2 separate regions of the Homo sapiens genome follow, and region 1 is linked to region 2. Evidence: read pairs that join two places in POLR2A ChIA-PET (ENCODE). Cell type or tissue: A673. All regions are shown on one strand. Links, peaks and the distances in the headings refer to the core of each region. The heading gives the core; the rest is flanking DNA.

The links. Peaks named below come from ENCODE experiments on the same cell type or tissue, not always from the same donor. Only the 100,000 strongest peaks of a DNase experiment are listed, where the experiment ranks them.
Region 1: POLR2A ChIA-PET joins it to region 2 with 23 read pairs; 2 of 35 experiments call an interaction of 5 or more read pairs at or near these places.

Annotation. Positions count from the first base shown.
Region 1 is chr4:188,190,520-188,202,611 of GRCh38, forward strand. No RefSeq gene overlaps it. Among named protein-coding and RNA genes, the nearest start is that of LINC02434, 37 kb to the left of the region's middle. RefSeq lists an enhancer at 5,381-6,079. In A673, for the core only: no CTCF peak of the experiment used is centred there; DNase peaks (open chromatin) are centred at 5,782 and 7,182; H3K27ac peaks cover 1,696 bases.
Region 2 is chr4:187,988,576-188,000,667 of GRCh38, forward strand. ZFP42 (ZFP42 zinc finger protein) reads left to right here and starts at 7,196. Exons shown (of 4, transcript NM_174900.5): 1 at 7,196-7,265; 2 at 10,533-10,698; 3 at 11,034-11,110. It overlaps LOC124900881 (a long non-coding RNA gene), which reads right to left and starts at 4,304. Exons shown (of 3, transcript XR_007058513.1): 1 at 4,107-4,304. RefSeq lists enhancers at 6,384-7,363, 7,364-8,345, 7,960-8,254. In A673, for the core only: a CTCF peak has its summit at 5,440; DNase peaks (open chromatin) are centred at 5,486, 5,896 and 6,026.

The sequences.
Region 1 (12,092 bases), core at 3,877-8,876, 200 kb after region 2:
AAATCCAGTGTGATCCCTTTCTGTTAATGTGGCATCTCAGGTCTTGTCTGGTGATCCTCTGATCTACAGAGAAGAAACCTCCATCCAGCCTTCTGTTGGATGACGTGAGCCAATTGCTCAAACAGACCTTCAGCTTCTTGGAAACAATCCTGTGTTTAATTGCACTTCCTAAGATTCCTGGAGCCAAAAATTACTGAGCCTTTTGGGAATTCTGCAAGCTGGTTACTTCTGGCCTTTTCCTACCACTGGCTTAGTATTTATTATGTTCGGATTTGCTCATTTAAATATTACTTCCTTTTTTCCTTTCAGAATTTTGGTGCTTTTTATTTCTTTTCCAGGTTTTTGTTCTTGTGGGGTTTTATCTTCAAAATAATCCCTCTGTATCATTTCATGGTATTTTTGGAAAGATTTGGTATTTAGACAACTATCATAAAATGAAGTCACCTTTGTTTAATGGCCTTATAAAAACATTATGCTGTGAATATATAAGAATTTACTTATCCAGTCAAATATTTTGTTTTTTTAAGTATGTTGTTAGACAATTAGAAAATGTCCCAGTTGAAGACTAAGAAATGCTATTTCAAATTTGTGTTTATTTTACTATGTGAACCTTGAGCATATTTTTATTAGTTTAGAAAACATTTGTTTTTCTTCACTTGATCTTAGCCAAAAGGCTGAGAAGAAATGACATTTGTTTTTCTTTAATGTGAACTACCTATCATGCTTTTTCCCTCATTTTTCTGTTGAAATTTTGGTGTTTCTCTTCTGAAATTTTATGTCATGTGCTATTAGTAACACATAATTCCTTTAGGCTGACTCTGAGCACACTGCCTATGAGTTAACCTGCTCTGCAAGGAGCAGCACTGTTCAGTCAAAGCTGCTGTCTAGGCCGGGCGCGGTGGCTCACGCCTGTAATCCCAGCACATTGGGAGCCCAAGACAGGCGGATCACCTGAGGTCACGAGTTCGAGACCTGCCTGGCCACATGGTGAAACCCTACTAAAAATATGAAAAAATTAGCCGGGCGAGGTGGCGGGCACCTGTAGTCCCAGCTACTTGGGAGCCTGAGGCAGGCGAATCATTGGAACCCGGGAGGCAAAGCTTGCAGTGAGCCGACATCGCATCATTGCACTCCAGCCTGGGCGACAGAACGAGACTCCGTCTCAAAAAAAAAAAAAAAGCCTGCTGTCTGACACCAAAACAATGGACATATTACAGTTTGGTTTTGGTCTTTTGGCTTCACTTATGTTGTATGCTTCTGTGTGTTTGTAAAGTAGAACTCTAATAAAATTTACTTTTAACTTCTTCAAACTGAATATTTATTGGATGAGAAAATTATAATATCACTTGAAAACGTTGTAATGTTTCAATAGTTTTCAATTTTGTCTCCATATTAAAAATGTTTTCTAATAACACTCCTAACATATTCTGAAATAAGACATCAATAAGGAGCACACGATCTTGTGAACACTCATGACGTGATGCACCAGCCCGTTCCCTTGTCTGCCCCAGCTTCATGCCACTGCTCCTCAGTCTCCTCCTCACCCCCCAGGGGCTCCCCTCTTTCCGCCTTTCAGGTCCTCTCAGCTCTTTCAGAGGCGCAGAGTGGTGTAGAATGAAGATTCTGTGGGGGAGTCATAACTTAGAGTCTTCCACTTGAAACCCAAACGAAGAAGTGTGGGGAGAGAAGGCTGGGGACAGATTACTGGAGATTGCCAGTACCCTAGAGTCAGGGGGAGCAAGAGGAGCCCCTGGGAGATACTGAAAAGGAATGATTACAGCAGTCAGAAAAAAAGTTGTCAAGACAGCACCACAGAAATTAAAAAGAAGAGAGTTGACTGGGCGCAGTGGCTCATGTCTGTAATCCCAGCACTTTGGGAGGCTGAGGTGGGCAGATCACGAGGTCAGGAGATCGAGATCATCCTGGGCAACATGGTGAAACTCTGTCTGTACTAAATATACCAAAATTAGTTGGGCATGGTGGCGTGTGCCTGTAGTCCCAGCTACTTGGGAGGCTGAGGTAGGAGAATCACTTGAACCCAGGAGGCAGAGGTTTCAGTGAGCCAAGATCACACCACTGCACTCCAGCGTGGCAACAGAGTGAGACTCCATCTCCAAAATAAATAAAAAATAATAATAAAATAAAAAGAAGAGAGTTTTTAGAAGAATAGTTGGAAGAACTAACAGTTTTAGAGATATCAGATAATAATACCACCAGCAGTAGTCTGCTGGAGAATTCTATCCTGATCAGAGGAGGGTCATTCCTTTTGTTCTAACCGGGCCTTCACCTGATTGGATGGGGTCCACCTACAGTCTAAAGGATAATCCTCAGAGTTTATTGATTTAATGGTAATCTCAGGCAAAACCACCTTCCAAATAGACACACAAAATTAACTGTCATGGAGTGGTAGAGAAAAAATGTACCTTTTCAGTGAGATGAATAGAGAAAGAAAGGGGAATGGTGCAATAAATGAGATGATCAATTGGGGAATTAAGTGGACTAGAGAAAAAAACAATACTATGCCAGAAGTTTTTCTTTTTTATTATTTTGTTTTTTAAAGATGAATGAAACATAAGCATGTTGTTTTGCTGGGGAGACGCATTAGCAGAGATGAAGAGCAGGAAGGTTTTCAGGGTCGTAGTGTCGGCTGTCACTTCTGAGCCTCAATTTTCGCAGATTCTCACAAGAACTTCTGGCCCTGATTCATGGATTTTTGCTAGCTATATCTACTAGTATCTCCCACCATTCCATATGCAATACAGTTAAGTTTATTTTTTCCATTTCCCTTTATCAAAACCTTCCCCTAATTTCACCTTTCACATGTCTGTCAGTGACGTCAGTAAACGTCCAAAGGTCTATGACCTTGCAGAAGAAATCACAAACGCACGCGTGAACATGAACTGTTTCCCCTTAAGAACTCTACCTTGTTATTAGCCGACCGTGGTGGCGGCCGCCTGTAGTCCCAGCTACTCGGGAGGCTGAGGCAGGAGAATGGCATGAACCCGGGAGGCGGAGCTTGCAGTGAGCCGAGATCGCGCCACTGCACTCCAGCCTGCTGGGCGACAGAGCGAGACTCCGTCTCAAAAAAAAAAAAAAAAAAAAAAAAAAAAAAGAACTCTGCCTTGTTGATTGTACATACTTACTGGAATCTTTTATTTTTTATTACCAGGATTTGCGGTCGCAGGTCTTTTTTCCTGATCACAGTATTGATATATCATGAGAACCATCAGGATAGCTCCCTAAGGAAAGGTTTCTCAGGAGGTTTTGCAGAGGGGGAGTGATTTTCATGATTCTTAGCAGTTCTTGAAGAGAGAATGCAGAATCTCAGCTCCGGTATTCCATGGAATCTCTGTTGTTTTATTCGCAGAGTCGCTTTGCCCATTTTTCCTCCTTGCATTTATTAGAGAGAAAGGCATCTGGTTATCACCATTGGCCTAAAAAGATTTAGTAATTAAGGATCTTCTTAAAATTCGCATTCTATAGCATTAAGATACACAGATGAGAAGGTGTTTCATGGAAAATAAACTTTGCAAGCAAAATATAAAAACCCATTTATAGTAGGAAGAATTGTGAGTCAGCTAGCTATCTCAACCCTTCAAGGCACACAGAGCACCACAGAAGTGAATTACACTGAATTATCCAATATTTGAATCTTGCCGCTGATTGAAAAATGGTAATTTTTACAACAAAATTGACTAAATAAAGTGTTGCTCCATTTGTACACTGGAGAATATACAGCTATTATAGAAAAGGTGGAACATCTATAGAGATGCTCGTCAGCCAACAGTGGGATTACTTCTCAGTAAATCCATTATAAATTGGAAATACTGTAAGTCAAAAATGCATTAGGTACCCCCAAGTAACCTGACTTGATCACTACACATTCTCCGCACATAACAAAGTATCACACGAGCCCCATAAATATGTACAAATATTATGTATCAATAAAAAAATGCCTTTAATACCCCTAGCCTCCTGAACATCAGCGCTTAGCCTACCTTAAGTGTGCTCTGAACACTCACAGCAGCTACATCTGGGCAGAAGCATCTGGCAACACAGTGCACTGCAGAGTACTGGCTCCTTACCCAGGTCATCACATGGCTGACAGGGAGCTGTGGCTCGTTGCCACCACACAGCATTGAGAGAGTATTCTGCCTCTTTCTACTGAAGCATATTGCTTTTGCATCATCTTAAAGTCACAAAACTGTAAGTCAAACCATCATGTCAGGGAATGTCTGCACACATTGATAAAGAAATTTTCCCAGGGCCAAGCGTGGTGGCTCACGCCTGTAATCCCAGCACTTTGGGAGGCCCAGGTGGGCAGGTCACCAGTTCAGGAGATCGAGACCATCCTGGCCAACATGGTGAAACCTCGTCTCTACTAAAAAAAAAAAAAAAAAAAAAAATACAAAAATTATCTGGGCATGGCAGTGCATGCCTGTAGCCTGTATTCCCAGCTACTTGGGAGGCTGAGGCAGAAGAATCGCTTGAACCCAGGAGGCAGAGCTTGCAGTGAGCTGAGATCGTGCCACTGCACTCCAGCCTGGTGACAGAGCGAGACTCTGTCTAAAAAGAAAGAAAGAAAGAAAAATTTCCAATATCCACTGGAATATAAAATGTGCAAAAGGCAAAAGTACATGGTATAATATACTCCATGTACTGGAAAAATATGTTCATACATTGAAAAGAGATTTCTGAAAAAATGTCCTAGAAACTGGCAGCAGCGCTTGTCTCCAAGTAGAGGGAACTAGGTGGCTGGGATGTGGAGAAAGGCAGGAAATCTACTTTTCCTTATATGTGCTTTGGATTTTTTGAATTATGTACATTTTAAAACATGTACTTCCAGTACATGTTTTAAAAGGAATGAAAATTTTCATTATCAATTTTGGGGAAGAAAAGCAAAGAAGCAGCAGAGACACAGGGGCAAGAACATAAGGTAGTTTGCGAAAGGTGGGATTGTGACGTGCTGGACCTCCAGCATCCGTAGTGATGGTCACCCACACGAATAAGGCGGGCCTGGTCTGGGCTCCAAGCCAGAAGTAAAGGCTGTCACTGAGCCAAATCCTTTAGAGGCCATTCAAAACTTCCCTTTATGTAGCGGCACAGTACCTGAGATACAACCTGTCCTCTATGAATGCCATTTTCACCTAATGACTGCTGTGAAGAAGAGTCTAGTGATCTTCTAGAAGAGTCTACAGCTTACAGTGGCCTGCAATGCTGGCTATGCAACAGGCTGTCCTGTGATGTCTTAACAATATAGCACTGTGCGGTCCCTCCCTGGAATTAATAATCAAAGTTTCCAGAGCTGAGGTCCAAAAACCACTGGATTGCAGTTTTTAACAGGCAGGTAGGTAGCAGGCAAGGAGAAGGGGTTGGCTTAGTACCAGGAAAATTAAATGAAGAAAGTGAGGCATCTACTCTAAAATTGGATCCTTCTTTCCTGACCTGCCTTCAGCTCGGGACTATGAACACAGTCTCTGAAGAGCCCTATGTGCTTCTTGCCAGAACATTTTTCTGAAAAAATAATAATAGCTGCCATTCATTGAGCACATGTTTTATTCCAGCACTGAGCAAGGAGTTTTAGATTGCTGACTTTCATTCTCACAGTGCCTCAGCGAGGAAGGCATATCTGTTTTACAGATAAGCATCGCAAGCTGAGAAAAGTAAGATAACTGCCCGAAGTCAGGAGAGCAGTGGATCTCTGTATTAATTACTCTGCTGGACTGCCTTTAAGTTTCAGAGACTTGCGAGCTCAGAGGAAATCCCGGACTCTAGGAATCGGGTAGGGGGATTGGATTTGGAGGGCCCAGGAAGCTGGCTGCATGCCGCGTGCTCGGGGGTGCTCTCTGCCAGAGCCTGAAGCCTTGAGCTCCACTTCTGCACGGCAGCATCTCAGACTCCAGGGCCGTGCTCACCTTTGCACAACACCTTTACTTTCACATTAGTGCTTTGCCCTTACAGGGGTCGGCTAGGCTAGCAGAGAGATTAGGGATGTTTACTGGGGAGAGAAGCACATGATCACAGTTAAGAGGCTTAAGTTACATTCCCCTCCAGTTCCTACCCACTCACATTGAGATGTGAGAGGGTCAGGGAAGTGCTGGGTAGAGAAAGGTGGGTCCCTGGCTAGGGGTCCACCCTCAGGCCTGTGCCCACAGACCTAGGTGAGGACAGGCACTCCTGTCTTCGTGCCCAAATACTGCATTTTCCAAGACCACCCTGGCCCACTACGGCCCCGACCTGTGCCTATAAAAACCCTGAGACCCTAGCAGGCACAGACACAACCCACTGGACTTTGAGAGGAACATGCCCGTGTTAGAGTACACAGGCAGCTGGACGTCCAGAGGAGCAGAGTGGGGAAGAACACGCTGGCAGGCCATCAGCCGGCGGAGATGGGGGGCCGAGGGGAATCTGGCCGGGGCCGTTGGAGGGGAGTCCGGCCACCCAGCGGCCCGACTAAAAGGGAAAATCACCTTCTAAATCCATCCCCTTCCCCCTCCCCACCCACCTGCTGAGTGCTACTTCCTCCACTCAATCCCACTCCATCCCCTTCCCACTCCCCACCCACCTGCTGAGAGCTACTACCTCCATTCAATCCCACCCCATCCCCTTCTCACTCCCCACCCACCTGATGAGAGCTACTTCCTCCATTCAATCCCACCCCATCCCCTTCCCACTCCCCACCCACCTGATGAGAGCTACTTCCTCCATTCAATCCCACTCCATCCCCTTCCCACTCCCCACCCACCTGCTGAGAGCTACTTCCTCCATTCAATCCCACTCCATCCCCTTCTCACTCCCCACCCACCTGATGAGAGCTACTTCCTCCATTCAATCCCACTCCATCCCCTTCCCACTCCCCACCCACCTGATGAGAGCTACTTCCTCCATTCAATCCCACTCCATCCCCTTCCCACTCCCCACCCACCTGCTGAGAGCTACTTCCTCCATTCAATCCCACTCCACCCCCTTCTCACTCCCCACCCACCTGCTGAGAGCTACTTCCTCCATTCAATCCCACTCCATCCCCTTCTCACTCCCCACCCACCTGCTGAGAGCTACTTCCTCCATTCAATCCCACTCCATCCCCTTCCCCCTCCCCACCCACCTGCTGAGAGCTACCTCCAACATTCAATCAGACCTTGCACTCATTCTCCAAGCCCACGTGTGATCTGATTTTTCTGGTACACCAAGGCAAGAACCCAGGGTACAGAAAGCCGCCTGTCCTTGCAATAAGGCAGAAGATCTAATCGAGCTGATGAACACGACACCTACAGATGACGAAAGCTGAGAGCACCCTGTAACACACGCCCACTGGGGCCTCAGGAGCTGTAAGCATTCACCCCTAGACACTGCCATGGGGTTGGAGCCCCACGACCTGCCCGTCTGCATGCTCCCCATACAGGTCTGAGCAGCAGGGAACTGAAGTCAGCCACTCCCCGTGTTGCACGCCATGTGAGGGGGACAAGGGAACTTGTCCCGTTTCAACATGAGGAAAACTCTAGAATTAGTCCATTTGAAAAATTGAGGCCGTGGTGCCTGGCGCAGTGGCTCACACCTGTAATCCCAGCACTTTGGGAGGCTGAGGCAGGTGGAACATGAGGTCAGGAGATGGAGACCATCCTGACCAACATGGTGAAACCCCGTCTCTACTAAAATACAAAAAATTAGCCAGGTGTGGTGGCGGGTGCCTGTGGTCCCAGCTACTCGGGAGGCTGAGGCAGGAGAATCACTTGAACCCGGGAGGCGGAGCTTGCAGTGAGCCGAGATTGTGCCACTGCACTCCAGCCTGGGCAACAGAGTGACTCCATCTAAAAAAAAAAGAAAAAGAAAAAGAAAAATTGAGGCTGTATCTCCTCACCATCTCTGACAGCCCTGCTCTCCTTGGTCCCCTCTCAGGAAGCCCATGCATCAGGACCCCCACCCTCCAGAGGTGTTCTGCCCATCCCTCCTCACACAGCTCCCCACTTTCCCAACTCGCCACTATGACCCCAGACAGTCCATTGTTTGGTGCACAATTTATCTTAAACTTTTGAAATCTTCACTGAATATTTTTTTTTCTATCCTCTTGCTTTAACTAAAACTTGGATATCCACTGAGCACAGTGATTGCCTATAATTCTTTTTTTTTTTTTTTGAGTTGGAGTTTTGCTCTTGTTGCCCAGGCTGGAATGGAATGGCGTGATCTCGGCTCACAGCAACCTCCACCTCCTGGGTTCTCCTGCCTCAGCCTCCTGAGTAGCAGCTGGGAATACAGGTGTCCACAACCATGCCCTGATAATTTTTGTATTTTTGGTAGAGACGGGGTTTCGTCATGTTAGCCAGGCTGGTCTTGAACTCCTGACCTCAGGTGATTCACCTGCCTTGGCCTCCCAAAGTTCTGGGATTAGAAGTGTGAGCCACCGTGCTCAGCCAGTTGCCTATAATTCTTTAGATTGAAGCAGCTTATTATTTCACAAACTAAAAACTTCAGAGTGGCTACTTTCATAAAATTGTTCTGCTGCCTGAGCGTGAGGCCCGTTCCTTTTGAGGCTCACAGCCTCCAGGAAGCCTGCCTGTAACTTCCCTCATGCTCATCCAGGACTCCTTGCCATTCTACACTACTCACTGGAGATTTAAAAGCCAGGGTCACTTTTTTCTCCACCCTGAACCCTGTTGCATCATCCGAAATGACTTCAGTGTTCATGGGGTTGCCACATTATGCACCCGAATTTCTAAGTTCCTTGGCCTCCTTATCTTGAGAGACAATGGATTTCATTTCATTTCAGCCACGGCTTCCCACTGGACTTTGCCATAAGAAACTGTACTATGAAATCTGAAGTTTAAGTTACTGTGTTCACAATTTATCACTCCGAAAACTCTCCTATTATATCTCAAAACTCTGTCATGCCCAAATCCCTGTCTGTTATAAATTAAATGTCTACCTTTTCTGCCTTTTCAAATGGGAGGATCAGAGGTACTGGTAAAGAATTTCACAGCTTTAGAGATGAGTGCCGCTCTGTAACTGCATGGTATCTAAGCTCGATAATCAGGAGTCCCTGTCTCCTTAGCCACCTTGATCTCATTCTCATCAGGAGATACTTCAGACATTTTCTATTCTCTTCTGACCACCAAGCTCATTTCATCCCCTGCAGTTAACCTTGCAGACACAGAAAAGGATTGCCCACGCTGTTCTCACTCCCACAAAATCAGCCCTGCAGAAGAATCCCTATCCACGCCCACCCTTTCCCTTTTCTCCCCTTACAGTGACACGGCATATAAAGCTAATGCTTTCTACTTCATTATATTTTTTTAAAGCCTGTGCTCTGAATTGTATTTCCTTCCACTAACTCAGTAAGTGTAGTCTTAATGATGACATCTCCCTGCTATGTTTTCAACCTTTGCTTACTCATCAGCATGAAAGCGTATTTATTTCCTTCCCAACTTGAAAAAACAAAACTCCGGTTCCTTGGCTTCATACACCTTTTTAAAGTGTTGTCTATTTAGTTGTAACTGTTGTCTCCATCATCCCATTAAACTGTTTTCCCAAAGAATGAAAACCTACTTGTTGCTGGGTCCAACCCTTTAAAAGCTTTACTTCTATTTTTACTCTATCTTAACAGCTAAATTGTTTTGAATTCCTAGACACCACTGCTGTCTCTACACCACACCAAGCTCTCAGGCTATACTTCTCCATCTTCTTTCTAGGCATCTCTTTCTCTAATATATATATATATATATTTTCTCTAATATATAAATATATATATATATATATATATTTTTTTTTTTTTTTTTTTTGAGATAGAGTCTTGCTCTGTCGCCCAGGCTGGAGTGCAGTGGCATGATCTTGGCTCACTGCAAACTCCTCCTCCCGGGTTCGAGCGATTCTCCTGCCTCAGCCTCCCGAGTAGTTGGGATTACAGGCACGCGCCACCATGCCCAGATAATTTTTCTATTTTTGGTAGAGACGGGTTTTCACCATGTTGGCCAGGATGGTTGCGATCTCTTGACCTTGTGATCCGCCCGCCTTGGCCTCCCAAAATGCTTGGATTACAGGCATGAGCCACCGCGCCTGGCCTTTCTCTGTTCTTTAAAAGCTGTTCTTCAGGTTTTGGTTTCAGCACATCAATCTCCTTTCTTTACTGCATTAAACAAAGTTTATGGGGGGCCGTTGTTGGGACTGCGCTCCTACACTGGGCCCCACAGACCCGTCCAAGCCACATAATCAAGCTGAACTTCAAAACCGTCGGCTTTCCAAAAACAGGAGACTTGCAGCCACCAATCAGAAGGGGCCCAGTTGACCTGAGCCGGCCTGGTAAACAAGTACCCTTTGCTTTAACCTTATGAGAAAAGTAACTTTTGAAATTAGCAGTCTGCTTTCATCCCAGTTTCTGCCTTCCTCAGTCCTTCTCTGCCTATAAAGCTAAACCCACACGTTCAGCTCATCACAGCACCCACGCTATTTTGTAAAATGAGATGGTGTCTGGTCCTATAATAGCTAATAATAGCCAATTAAATTTCAACTAAATTTGTTGTTAATTTTTTTAACAACCAATTTATTTTTATGGCTTCAATTTCATCGCTCCCAAATCATTTTCTGTAACTAAGTCCTTTCTCCTGAACTTCAATCCTACATATCCAGCAAGTCCTGTAGACTTCCTCCCAGGAACCTCCAACTAAATGTTGCAAAATATTAACTTACAGTCTTTTCCCTCTAGCCTGTCTTTCTTTTTTTTTTTTCCTTTGTTTTTTAATCCATTTTTTAGCTTTATTGAGGTATAATTGACAAATTAAAATCGTGTATATTTAAGGCGTACAACATATTTTGACATAATACACACTGAGGTAATCACTACAATCAAGTTAATTAGCATATTTACCCCACTAGCCTTTCTTTTTCCTCTTCTAATACAGATGAATGACATCACCAACAATCCAGTTTCCAAAGCCAAAAATTCTTCTTCTCTTACATTATATCTAATTCATTCTGAAAATTTGAAAATTCAGTCTCTGAAGCTGCTCTTAAAAGAATTCCCTTCCTAGTCAGGCATGATGGCAAGAGCCTGCAGTCCAAGTTACTTTGGAGGCTAAGGCAGGAGAATCCCTTGAGCCTAGAGTTCAAGTCCAGCCTGGGCAACATAGCAAGACAGTTACTGAAACACTTCAGCCTCTGTGTAGGTCCTGCTGCTCGCCACACAGAAAGTCAATGACTGAGACGATGAGTATTGCCAAGGAAGATGGCTTTAATCTTTGCTGCAGCCAAGAAGATGGAACTCAGTCTCAAATCCATCTCCCTGTGGTACTAAAACCAGAGGTTTTTATAGCAGGGAAGAAATGTAACAGTGCGTAAGAAAACAGGAACCAGGGAGGGGCAAGGAAGCCATCATGATGAATGAGGCGTTCAGCATCTCATTGGATGTGCTGATCTGGTGACTTTCAGTTCTTTGATACTCTTTTTTTGAGAGGCCTGAAGGTCTTTTCCTGAGGGATAAACTCAGAAAAAAAATATGTTAATAAGTTTCAAGCTTTAAGACCACGCGGGTCAATTTCTGTGTTTATATAAAAAAAATGTCTATGAGACAATTGGGTCAGTTTCAAAACCACATCTCTAAAAAACAAATAAATACATGAATAAGAAAAGAATTTCCTTTCTGTCTAACTGCACTGTCATTTCCCTGACCTAACTATGGTCATTTCTCAACTGGATCATTACATTAATTTCCAAGTTGGTTTTGCTTCCAGTCATTCTCATTCCAATTCATTCTCTAGAATTTTCAAAAATTAAGTCTTATAGATGAATTTCTTCCCTATAAATTTTCAATGGCTTCTTAAAGAGGTCCCATATCTCATGATCCATCAGCCTGTATCTTGAGAGGCCATATTGCACTATCTTACTGCTTCTATCTATACACACACACACTCTCTCTCTCATTCCACACTTCACCCATATTGGATAATTCATGTTCTCTTTTGATGTCAACCCTTTTGCTCATGTCTCATTTGCTCAGAAAACTTCCCTGTTTGTCCTATGCCTCTTCTCTTGCCTCCAATACACTGCCTTGTCTGAATGGGGTCATCTTTTAATCACCCTTTAGCCTCCTCTCAGACACCTTTTTA
Region 2 (12,092 bases), core at 2,946-7,945:
AATCCAAAGGTATGTCAAAATAAAAAGAAAAAAAGACCACACCGTCTGAGGTTGACTCAAAAGATTTTGAGGGAAAATTTGAGTGATGGTCTAAAACAAAATGGAGCAAGCTCAGAAAATTTACTCCAGATAAGCCCAATTTTAGTAGGTTTCTTAGCAGAAAGGCAAGGGGTGTTTGGGGAAAGGGAGGTTATGGGAATAGTTGTCTTAGTCTGTTCAGCCTGCTATAAAAAAAAATTTGAGTAATTCATATTTATTTATTATCTTTTTGAGATGAAGTTTCCATCTTATCACCCACGCTGGAGTGCGATAGCACAATCTCAGCTCACTGCAACCTCCGCCTCCCGGGTTCAAGCGATTCTCCTGCCTCAGCATCCTGAGTAGCTGGGAATACAGGTGCCTGCCACCACTCCCGGCTAATCTTTTGTATTTTTACAAAAGATTGTCTCTTTAGTAGAGACAAGGTTTCACCATGTTGGCCAGGCTGGTCTCAAACTCCTGACCTCAGGCGATCCACCTGCCTGGGCCTCCCAAAGTGCTGAGATTACAGGCGTGAGCCACTGCCCCCGGCCAAGTAATTTTTAAACAACAGAAATGTATGGCTCATAATTCTGGAGGCTGAGAAGTCCAAGATCAAGGTGCCAGCAGATTTGGTGTCTGCCGAGGGCCCACTCCTCACAGACGGTGCCTTCTGTGTGTCCTCATAAGATGGAGGGGAAAAGGGCTCCCCCACGCCTCCTTTATAAGGACACCAACTCCATTCACCAGGGCGGAGCCCTCAGGACTTAACTACTTACCAGAGGCCTCTTGATACCATCACATCGGGGCAGGTTTCAATGCATGGCTTTTGGAGGGACACAAACATGTAAACCATAGCAACAGTCCATTCTTAAAAAGAAGAAAAAATCTGGCCAGGCGCAGTGGCTCATGCCTGTAATCCCAGCACTTTGGAAGGCCAAGGCGGGTGGATCACCTGAGGTCAGGAGTTCGAGACCAGCCTGACCAACATGGAGAAACCCCGTCTCTACTAAAAATACAAAATTAGCCAGGCATGGTGGCACCGCGCTTATAATCCCAGCTTACTCGGGAAGCTGAGGCAGGAGAATCACTTGAACCTGGGAGGCAGAGGTTGCAGTGAGCCGTGATGGCACCACTGTACTTCATCCTGGGCAACAAGAGCGAAACTCTGTCTTTAAAAAAAAGAAGGAAAAATCTTATGAAACTGCCAAACATAACATTAACAAATCACTGTCAAAGTCTGAGGAGAATCTGGGGTCTAAAAAATAGCCTTAGGCCCTATACTTAGACCCACTGCTAAATTCTCACAGATAATCAAATGAGACCATATTTATATGGTTATAGCTTTCATGTAAAGAGCACAAAAGTTTTTGAAAATATACAACAGGACGATAAGTCTCATTCTTCTCAGTGTGAAGTACCAAAAGGCTTCCATGTAGATTTTAGATTCTACTTAGATTGTTTTTTGAAAAGCAGAGTTAAATATGCCTTTTAAAAATCATACTCTACTAAGATATCAAATTCCAAGTGGAAACATACATTACTGACTGGTGGGTTATTCTTTTTTTCACAGAAACTCTAAAAATATGTTTAACAAGCTCTTTAGGCCAGTTATGGTGGCTCACGCCTGTAATCCTAGCACTTTGGGAGGCCGAGGCAGGTGGATCACAAGGTCAGGAGATCAAGACCATCCTGGCTAACATGGTGAAACCCCGTCTCTACTAAAAATACAAAAACTTAGCCGGGCGTGGTGGCGGGCGCCTGTTAGTGCCAGCTACTCGGGAGGCTGAGGCAGGAGAATCGCTTGATCGCTTGAATCCAGGAGGCAGGGAGGCGGAGGTTGCGGTGAGCCGAGATTGTGCCATTGCACTCCAGCCTGGGAGACAGAGCCAGAGTCCATCCAAAACAAAAAACAAAAAACAAAAAAACAAAAAACAAGCTCTTTAAACAACTGACTGAACTTGGCAAATTAACTTTATCTTTACATTTTGTATCAGGATAGCAAGATTTGGGTTCTAAACTCTGCTCTGTAAACTAATACCTATAGGGCTTTGAATAAGGCATTTGTCACTACTGACTTCACATTTCCTCATCTATAAAATGGATAATAACAATCCCTAAGGTGCTATCAAGATCAAACAAGCATGTAAAAAGGCATTACAAATCATAGCCAATAATAACATGGAGAGATTTCTTAAATGAAAAATACAACTACAGAGTTTGCAAAATACCTTAATGTAAAATACTATATTAGACCACAGTGACGCATATCAAAGGAGCAAGATGGGTTCTTTTGTTGTTGTTTTTGTTTCATTTATTTTTTTATTTTTTTATTTTTTATTTTTTTATTTTTATTTTTTTTTTATTGATCATTCTTGGATGTTTCTCGCAGAGGGGGATTTGGCAGGGTCACAGGACAATAGTGGAGGGAAGGTCAGCAGATAAGTGAACAAAGGTCTCTGGTTTTCCTAGGCAGAGGACCCTGCGGCCTTCCGCAGTGTTTGTGTCCCTGGGTACTTGAGATTAGGGAGTGGTGATGACTCTTAAGGAGCATGCTGCCTTCAAGCATCTGTTTAACAAAGCACATCTTGCACCACCCTTAATCCATTCAACCCTGAGTGGACACAGCACATGTTTCAGAGAGCACAGGGTTGGGGGTAAGGTCACAGATCAACAGGATCCCAAGGCAGAAGAATTTTTCTTAGTGCAGAACAAAATGGAGTCTCCTATGTCTACTTCTTTCTACACAGACACAGCAACCATCCGATTTCTCAATCTTTTCCCCACCTTTCCCCCCCTTCTATTCCACAAAACCGCCATGGTCATCATGGCCTGTTCTCAATGAGCTGCTGGGCACACCTCCCAGACGGGGTGGTGGCCGGGCAGAGGGGCTCCTCACTTCCCAGTAGGGGCGGCCGGGCAGAGACACTCCTCACTTCCCAGATGGGATGGCGGCCGGGCAGAGGCTGCAATCTCGGCTCTTTGGGAGGCCAAGGCAGGCGGCTGGGAGGTGGAGGTTGTAGCGAGCCGAGATCACGCCACTGCACTCCAGCCTGGGCACCATTGAGCACTGAGTGAAGGAGACTCCGTCTGCAATCCCGGCACCTCGGGAGGCCGAGGCTGGCGGATCACTCGCGGTTAGGAGCTGGAGACCAGCCCGGCCAACACAGCGAAACCCCGTCTCCACCAAAAAAATACGAAAACCAGTCAGGCGTGGCGGCGCACGCCTGCAATCGCAGGCACTCGGCAGGCTGAGGCAGGAGAATCAGGCAGGGAGGCTGCAGTGAGCCAAGATGGCAGCAGTACAGTCCAGCTTCGGCTCGGCATCAGAGGGAGACCGTGGAAAGAGAGGGAGAGGGAGACCGTGGGGAGAGGGAGAGGGAGACCGTGGGGAGAGGGAGACCGTGGGGAGAGGGAGACCGTGGGGAGAGGGAGACGGAGAGGGAGACCGTGGGGAGAGGGAGACCGTGGGGAGAGGGAGAGAGGGAGAGGGATTTTTGTTTCATTTTTTTCGTTTGTCTTTGGAGATGGAGTCTCGCCCTGTCGCCCAGGCTGCAGTGCAGCGGCACAATTTCGGCTCACTGCAACCCTTGCCTCCTGGGTTCAAGCAATTCTCCTGCCTCAGCCTTCCGAGTAGCTGGGACTACAGACGCCCGCCACCACGACTGACTTTTTTTTTTTCTTTTTTTTTTTTTAATTTTATTAGAGACAGGGGGTTTCACCATGTTGCCCAGGCTGGTCTCCAACTCCTGAGCTTAGGCAATGTGCTGGCCTCGGCCTCCAAAAGTGCTAGGATTACAGGCATGAGCCACCACGCCCAGCCAACACTTGGGTTCTAATCTGAGTTTAGAAACTTATTCCTGTATAAAGTTTCTTTGTGCCTCGGGGTTATTTTAAAACGCAAATGAAATTATAATAACAGTAATAATAACTATTTTAGAAATTTGATTTCAGATAAAATGAGACTGTGCGTGTATTCAATTTATATTAGCTAAATCAAATAGAAATAAGCTGAAGCTCTAATAATGAAATAATGTTTTACAAGTTTAAGGTTAATAAGCATTTATAGATAAGGCATGTTTTCTTACAATATTCCGTTCCCAGGGCTCCTGGACTGAAGATCGAAGTTCTTCCCATGGCCTACGGGGTCCCAGAGTCTGGGCCTGCATAGCCTCTCCACACTCGCCTCCACTCATCTCAGGTCCTTCCATAACTATTCCCTCTCCTGTCAGGGAGGCTCTGCCGTCCACGCTGATTCCTGCAGATCAGGGAAACCTCCCCTAACTTCCCGGCTCTCCTATGTGGCTCCCACAGCACCACGCACCTCTCCTTCATTGTGCTAATAATAGCTGCATTGTGACACTTACAATCATGATTATTTGGCTGGTATCCTCTGACTGTCTTTATTTACAATGTGGATATTTTGTTCTCTATAAATTGTTGCGTTGATTTTGATTCTTTTACATGCCAGGTTAAAATATTACTAATACTGATTACTGAGGGTGTTTTGTTTACAAGTGAGTTACTCACCTCAATCTAGTTCTTACCCTCCTGTTCTGACCTGGCCATTCCGCATTCAAACCCCAGGAGGCCAGGAATACGTATCCACCAGGGCCTAGAACCTCCGCCTGTGTAGGGGAGAAACTCAAATCTGTATAGAGTGAATTAATGCATATCTATAGTTTTTGCATTTTAAGGGTTTTAAGGAAAATATTGATTTGTAACACAGATAAAATGGTCGAAATACAAGTGTTTTAAGTGACCATGATGTTACTGGCAGAAGAATCACTATGACTAAAATTCCAGCAATGGACAACACTTTTTCTATGCATAACCTCTTTGTGGTCAATTTCAAGACAGCCCACTTCTGTTTCACGGTTTAATTGGTTCTCGAGCTCATTTAGGAGAAATTCAATTTCCTTTGAGCTGAGTTCATATCACAACAGATGAGTTCATTCGTTTTGGTTTCTTCTTCAGGCCCATGGAAAGGAAAGCTAAACGATAATGGGAGCAAAAATAATCTATGGAAGAGGTGGAGTGTGAAATGTAAAATTAGATTTTCTAAACATGCTGTCTCTAATGCCCAAACAGAGCCACACCCAAGCGATCAAATGGAATCAGTGGTAGGGGAGGCGATTATAAATCAATCTAGTTTATGGGATGCACTGTGTGAATGGTTAAGGGAGTGATAAAGGGTGGTTTCCGACAACCCAAAGAAAGGATCCTCGGCTTGAGCTAAGTGTGTGTGTTTCCATCTAGTGAGGAAAGGGGCTTTCAATGACATTGCCACTTAAAGGCTTACAAAGAAGGTTCTGGTCAACATTCTTCGGTTCATTGAAGTATTTCTTATCGAAACCCAAATGTTAACATTTTTATCTCCAAGGGAAACAAAAAAAAAGGCTGGTGGAATTCCCCTGTAGTTTCTAAAGAGGCCACAGCAAGGCGCCATAGAGACAGAAGGAGGGAAGTTGAGGGAAGTCCTTCTGACTGGTAAATCGGCTTTCTGACCCTCGTCTGCAAATAATACATTCTAAGGTAAGGAACTAAGGAAGCTTTATTGAAATCGGATTTCAAATGGAGAGGTCCTGCTATGCCTACTGGAGGAGATCAGGGAATAATAAATATTTCCTTCATTGAAAATTATATCCTATTGGCCAGGCGCAGTGGCTCACGCCTGTAATCCCAACACTTTGGGAGGCCGAGACAGGCGGATCACCTGAGGTCGGACCAGCCTGCCAACATGGAGAAACCCTGTCTCTACTAAAAATACTAAATTAGCCGTGCGTGGTGGTGCATGCCTGTAATCCCAGCTACTGGGGAGGCTGAGGCAGGAGAATCACTTGAACCAAATAGGCGGAGGTTGCAGTGAGGTGAGACGGTGCCACTGCACTCCAGCCTGGGGGACAGAGAAAGACTCCGTCTCAAAAAAGAAAAAAAAAGAGAAAGAAAAGAAAGGAAGGAAGGAAGGAAGGAAGGAAGGAAGGAAGGAAGGAAGGAAGGAAGGAAGGAAAATTATATTTTATTGGCCAACCTCAAAATTGAAGCTTATTCAGAAACAGATTTAAAAAAAGAAAAAAGTGGAGAACTGCTCCCAGATATATATGCAGAAAAGCTTCAAGTCAACATTTAGGAGGTTTTTAAATATCGATCTGGGTTTCGTTCTAATGGTCTGGGTGTACTTATACGACCTATTACATTTCACTAGACTGTAGCCAATAGTGAGCGTTGACTGACCATTGCTTTCAAAGTGAGTTGTGTTGCCTTTAGCAATACAGTCACATTAATGGCCAGAAAAAGAAAAAAGAAAACAAACACTGGGGGTGTTTGAAACAACTGGGGGTAGGGTGGGGTGGGAAAGGTGTGGGGGTTTGCGTTCGAGTCAACCTCTATTTCGGGGGGTAAAAACTGCCTCCTCCGCTTGATTTTTTTCCTCGATCTGCAAAAGCGTAAATGTTTTGTTTTGTTCTATTGAGATGGAGCCTCGCTCTATCACCCAGGCTGGAGCTTAGTGGCGCGATCTCGGCTCACTGCAACCTCCGCATCCCGGGTTCAAGCGATTCTCCTGCCTCAGCCTCCTGAGTAGCTGGGATTACAGGCGAGCACCACCATGCCTGGCTAATTTTTGTATTTTTCGGTAGAGACGGGGTTTCGCCATGTTGGCCAGGCTGGTCTCGAACGCTTGACCTCATGTGATCCCCCCGTCTCGGCCTCCCAAAGTGCTGGGACGACAGGCGTGAGCCACCGCGTCCGGCCTAAAAGGGTAAATGTGATTACACCCACGCGTATTTGTTCAACAGACATTTATTGAGCGCTCACCACGTGCCAACGCCGGGCGTCTGGGCTCTGGAGGCGCTGCCACGTGGCGGATGCGCAGTGCCCGGCGGCCGGGCTGAGGGGTGAACGCGGGGGTCAGGGGGCCCCGGGCTGAGGGTTTGCGTGCGGGCCGGGTGCCTGGGGGCCCCGGGCTGAGGGTGAGCGCGCCGCCCAGGTGCCAGGCGGCTCCGGGCAGAGAGTGAACGCGCGGGCCAGGTGGCTCCAGGGCGGCGCCCCAGGGCGGGGCCGGCCACGCCCTCCCTAACCCTGGCGGAGCTGATGGGTGGCTGTAGCCTGATTAGACCGCGTCAGTCCGGAGGGTGGGTCTTGGGAGGGGGCGCAGGGCAGTCCACGTTTCCACTGCAGTTTCTCCTTTGTTTTACGTTTGGGAGGAGGTGGCATTGGAAATAGCAGAGTGCTTCGCGGTAACAGGGGTGAGTCTTGTTTCATGGAACTTTTTTCAAATGGGGAGAAGGGGGTTGTGTTGCTCACTACTTGGAATGTGTCGGTCAAAGGGGTTAGATAGTCAGGGAGGGGAAGCGTGTTCTCATCCTGGGACCAGGCCGGAGCCGGCCTCGCCGGGAGACTTGTAGCCCTCGCCCTGCGGTGACCCGTGGCTGGCCACTGGCCTCAAATGTTGAAAACGGGCAGATGGGCAAGTAATACACTCTCAAGAAAGCAAGTGTCTGGCGGTGATTTCCTAAATTGCATTTTTTATTTTATTTCAAAACTTCATGTAAATATGTTTCCTTACAATATCTGGCTAAGTCTTTTCTATATTAACATGCTTACATTGTGATCAAGACACCAGTCTCTTCCCTTTCTTTTCCTCTCCTCTTATCTCTGGAGATGGCAATACCCCCAACTCAAATTACTCTAGCAAAAAACCTAGGAGACTCTTTCTTTTCTTTTTTCTTTTTTTTTGGAGACAGTCTCGCTCTGTTGCCAGGCTGGAGTGCAATGGCGCGATCTCGGCTCACTGCAACCTCCGTCTCCCGGGTTCAAGGGATTCTCCTGCCTCAGCCTCCCAAGTAGCTGAGATTACAGGCGCCCTTCACTGCGCCCGGCTAATTTTTGTATTTTAGTAGAGACGGGGTTTCACCATGTTGGTCAGGCTGGTCTCGAACTCGTGACCTCAGATGATCCGCCCGCCTCAGCCTCCCAAAGTGCTGAGATTACAGGCGTGAGCCACCGCGCCGGGCGAGACTCATTCTTGATTCCTGTTTCCCTTCCGCTCTTCATCCAATCCACCGGCGAGCTGCAGGGCGAGGGGGTGGTTCTTTCTCCTGTTTTCCCGCTCTCCCTGCATTTCATCTCCTCTGCCGCCATCTGCTCCAAACCCCTGGCAGCCCTTCGCGGGATTCCCAAATCTAATAGATTTTTCTGTTCTCCCCAAATCCATTCTCCATGCAGCTGTCCGGCCCATCTTCTAACCTAAAAAAACTTGCTGTTTGCTTGTTGGAAGCCCTGTAATGGTTTCCTTGGGACCTGGGATGAAATGCAAATGGTCCCGGGGCTCACCGTCAGCCCCGCGCCTGGGCCTCGCCCCAGCCCCCACCTTCCTGCCCGCCATAGCTGTAGGGAGCATGGAGCATGGAGCGTGGAGCGTGGAGCATGGAGCATGGAGCGTGGAGCATGGAGCATGGCCTGCAGCCCCCGGGGAGCGCCGGCAGCCTGGAACCAGCAGGCTTCGCTCGTCTCTTCCCACCCCCGTGCACTTTTCCTCCTGCCCACATCTGGCTCCGATGGCCCCCTCCTTGGGGGCCTTTTCCAGACATTCATGATGAAGGTGGCGTCCTCGGTTACTTCCCCTCTCATATTCTTTTTTTTTTTTTTTTTTTTTTGAGACAGAGTTTTGCTCTTGTCGCTTGGGCTGGAGTGCAGTGGCACGATCTCGGCTCACTGCAACCTCCGCCTCCTAGGTTCAAGCGATTCTCCTGCCTCGGCCTCCCGAGTAGCTGGGACTACAGGCGCCCGCCACCACGCCCGACTAATTTTTTTTATTTTTAATAGGGTTTCACCATGTTGGCCAGGATGGTCTCGATCTCCTGACCTCGTGATCCGCCCGCCTCGGCCTCCCAAAGTGGTGGGATTACAAGCGTGAGCCACCGCTCCCGGTCCCACCCCGCCCCGACCTTTTTTTTAATAGCATTTTTCTCAATCTGACATTTTTTGTTTATTTGCCCTTTACTGTCTGTCCCACACCAAACTTTGTGTTAACGAGGAACTTTGCATCTTTTTCCCTAAGTTCAGCACCTAGAACGAATACTAAATGTATATGAAGATTTCGTCCACATCCGCTTTTACCAGTATGTTTTCCATGTACAGTCAAGTTCCATATAAGGCCGTTTCAGTCAGTGAGCAACCCCACGTACTATGGTGGTCCCATAAGATTATAAAAGAGCTGAAAAATCCCCATGGCCTAGTGACATCTTCATGATCCTGAATTTGTGTAGGCCTAGGCTCATGTGTGTGTTTGTCTCTTCGTTTTTAACGTAAAAGTTTTTAAACAGACAAAATTTTACAGAATAAGAATATAAAGAAAAAATATTTTTGTACAGGTGAAAAAATGTTTGTGTTTTAAGCTAAGTGTTATTACAAAAGAGTCAGGAAGTTTGCACATTTTTAAGTTTATAAAGTTAAAAAGAGTCTGGGCGCGGTGGCTCACGCCTGTAATCCCAGCATTTTGAGAGCCTGAGGCAGGCGGATCGCCTGAGGTCGGGAGTTGGAGACCAGCCTGACCAACGTGGAGAAACCTCATTTCTACTAAAAATACGAAATTAGCTGGGCGTGGTGACACATGCCTGTAATCCCAGCTACTCAGGAGGCTGACGCGGGAGAATCGGCTGAACCTGGGAGGCGGAGGTTGCTGTGAGCGGAGATCACGCTGTTGCACTCCAGCCTGGGCAACAAGAGGGAAACTCTGTCTCAAAAAAAAAAGTAAATAAATAAATGAATTTAAAAAGTTACAGTAAGCTAAGGTTAATTTATTATTCAGGAAAGACAAATTTTTAAATAAGTTCTAAAATTTGCCTAAGTGTACAGTGCTTATAAAGCCTACAGTTGTGTACAGTGGCGTCCCAGGCCTTCATTCACTCAACACTCACTCACTCACTCATCCAGAGCCACTACCAGTACTGTGAGCTCCATTATGGGAATGTGCCTACACAGGTGTACCATTTTTTATCTTTTGTACAGTATTTCTTCTGTTTGGATATGTTTATATGCAAATACTTACTGTTGTGTTACAGTTGCCTACAGTACTCAGAACTGTAACATGCTGTGGAGATTTATAGCCTAGGAGCCATGGGCCCTACTGTGTAACCTGGGTGAGTTGCAGGCTGTGCCATTCGGGTCTGCGTAGCTACACTCTGTGATGTTCACAGGATGACACAGCAACCTAAAGATACATTTCTCAGAACATATTCCTGTCTTCGAGTGATGCATGACTAGTTATTTCTGCTAACAGAAATTGGCTTGCCATATAAATAGTTTTCTTTTAGTAAATTAATAAATTACCATTTCAATGTTATATGTCATCCTCACAAGCTTGTATACTGCTATGAGAAATAGCATAATGCTCGGAGATCTGACAAATAAGAATTTAGCTTAGAAAGGTAAGGACCATACTTGAACCTTAGTAAATTCATAAAGAAAACACCTCTCTTAGGAGATGCCTTTCTTTTTTTTCTGTCACCCAGGTTGGAGTGCAATGGTGTGATCTCAGCTCACTGCAACCCCTGCCTCCCAGGCTCCAGCGATCCTCCCACCTCAGCCTCCTGAATAGCTGACCACCAGCACACTAGGCAAACCCACCCCACTCACGGCCTCCCTTGGGAATTCAGACCTAACCATCGCTGAGCTGAAGTGTAGGTGTGGTCTGATTAGACTCATTTTTTCTTTTTTGTAGAGATGGGGTTTCACCGTTTTGCCGAGGCTGGTCACCAACTCCTGGGCTCAAGGGATCCACCCACCTCAGCCTCCCAAAGTGCTGGGATTGCAGGCATGAGCCACCATGCCTGGCCTTAGGAAATTCCTTTCTATGTAACACCCTGCATCATTAATAGCCAGCTTTTTTGAAACTTCTACATTAAATTGTCTAAACTCTCAAATAAATTCCTAGTAAAGTAATTATATAGGGTTGTTAAATCAGAGATCAACAGCACAATGACTAATGCATACTCATGATTTCATCTCACTAGACAAATGTACTGAGGCTGGAGCCTGTGTGAACAGAACAGAAGAGGCCTTCACTCTAGTAGTGCTCACAGTCCAGCAGGTAAGACAGACTTGAAGCAAGGGACACCAGAGCTCTGATCAGTGTGAAATAGGGAGCTAGGAGAACGTTTAGCTTTGGGACTCAACTGAGCTGAAGAATCCAGGGAAGCCTGCCTGAAGAGGTGATGTTTGCGCATTTGAAGTATGGATGGGAAGCAAGCCTCTGTGTGTGTGTTGGAGGATAGGTGGTATTTTAGTGAGAAAAAAGAACATTTGTAATGGACTGATCTGATGCTTTACTGGAGAAAGTTTATTATGGCTGAATAGTGAAATACAAGAGCTATAGATGGCAGGAGGTGAGCTTGGAGGGAAAAGCAGCAGTCAATTAAATTGCAGTTACAGGTTGAGTATTTTTTATCCAAAGTGCTTGGGACCAGAAGTATTATGGACATCAGATTTTTTTGAATGTTTGAGTATTTGCAAAATACCCAATATGAGCATCCCGAGTCCGAAAATTCAAAATCCAAAATGGTCCAATGAGAATTTCCTTTAAGTGTCATGATGGCACTCAAAAAGGTTTCATACTTTAAGCATTTCAGGTCCTAGATTTTCAGATTTGGGATGCACAAGCTGTTTTTTAAATGGACTAATTGGGGAGAGCAGCTCTGTGTTTAATCCTAGTAATTACCCTCCAAAGGTGCTAATATTGTGCTTCATAAATATTTTGAGATCTCCCTGGTTAATTTCACCTCTATATTTTTGTTTTCTTTTTTTTTCTTTTTTTTCCGAGAAAGTCGCTCTGTTGTCCAGGCTGGAGTGCAGTGGCACAATCTTGGCTCACTGCCTCCGCCTCCCAGGCTCAAGTGATCTCCTGCCAGTAGCTGGGATTGCAGGTGTACGCCACCACATCCAGTTAATTTCTTGTATTTTTAGTAGACAGGGTTCCGCCATATTGGCCAGGCTGGTCTTAAACTCCTGATCTCAGGTGATCCGCCAGCCTTGTGCTCACAAAGGGCTGGCATTACAGGCACGAGCCACTGCAC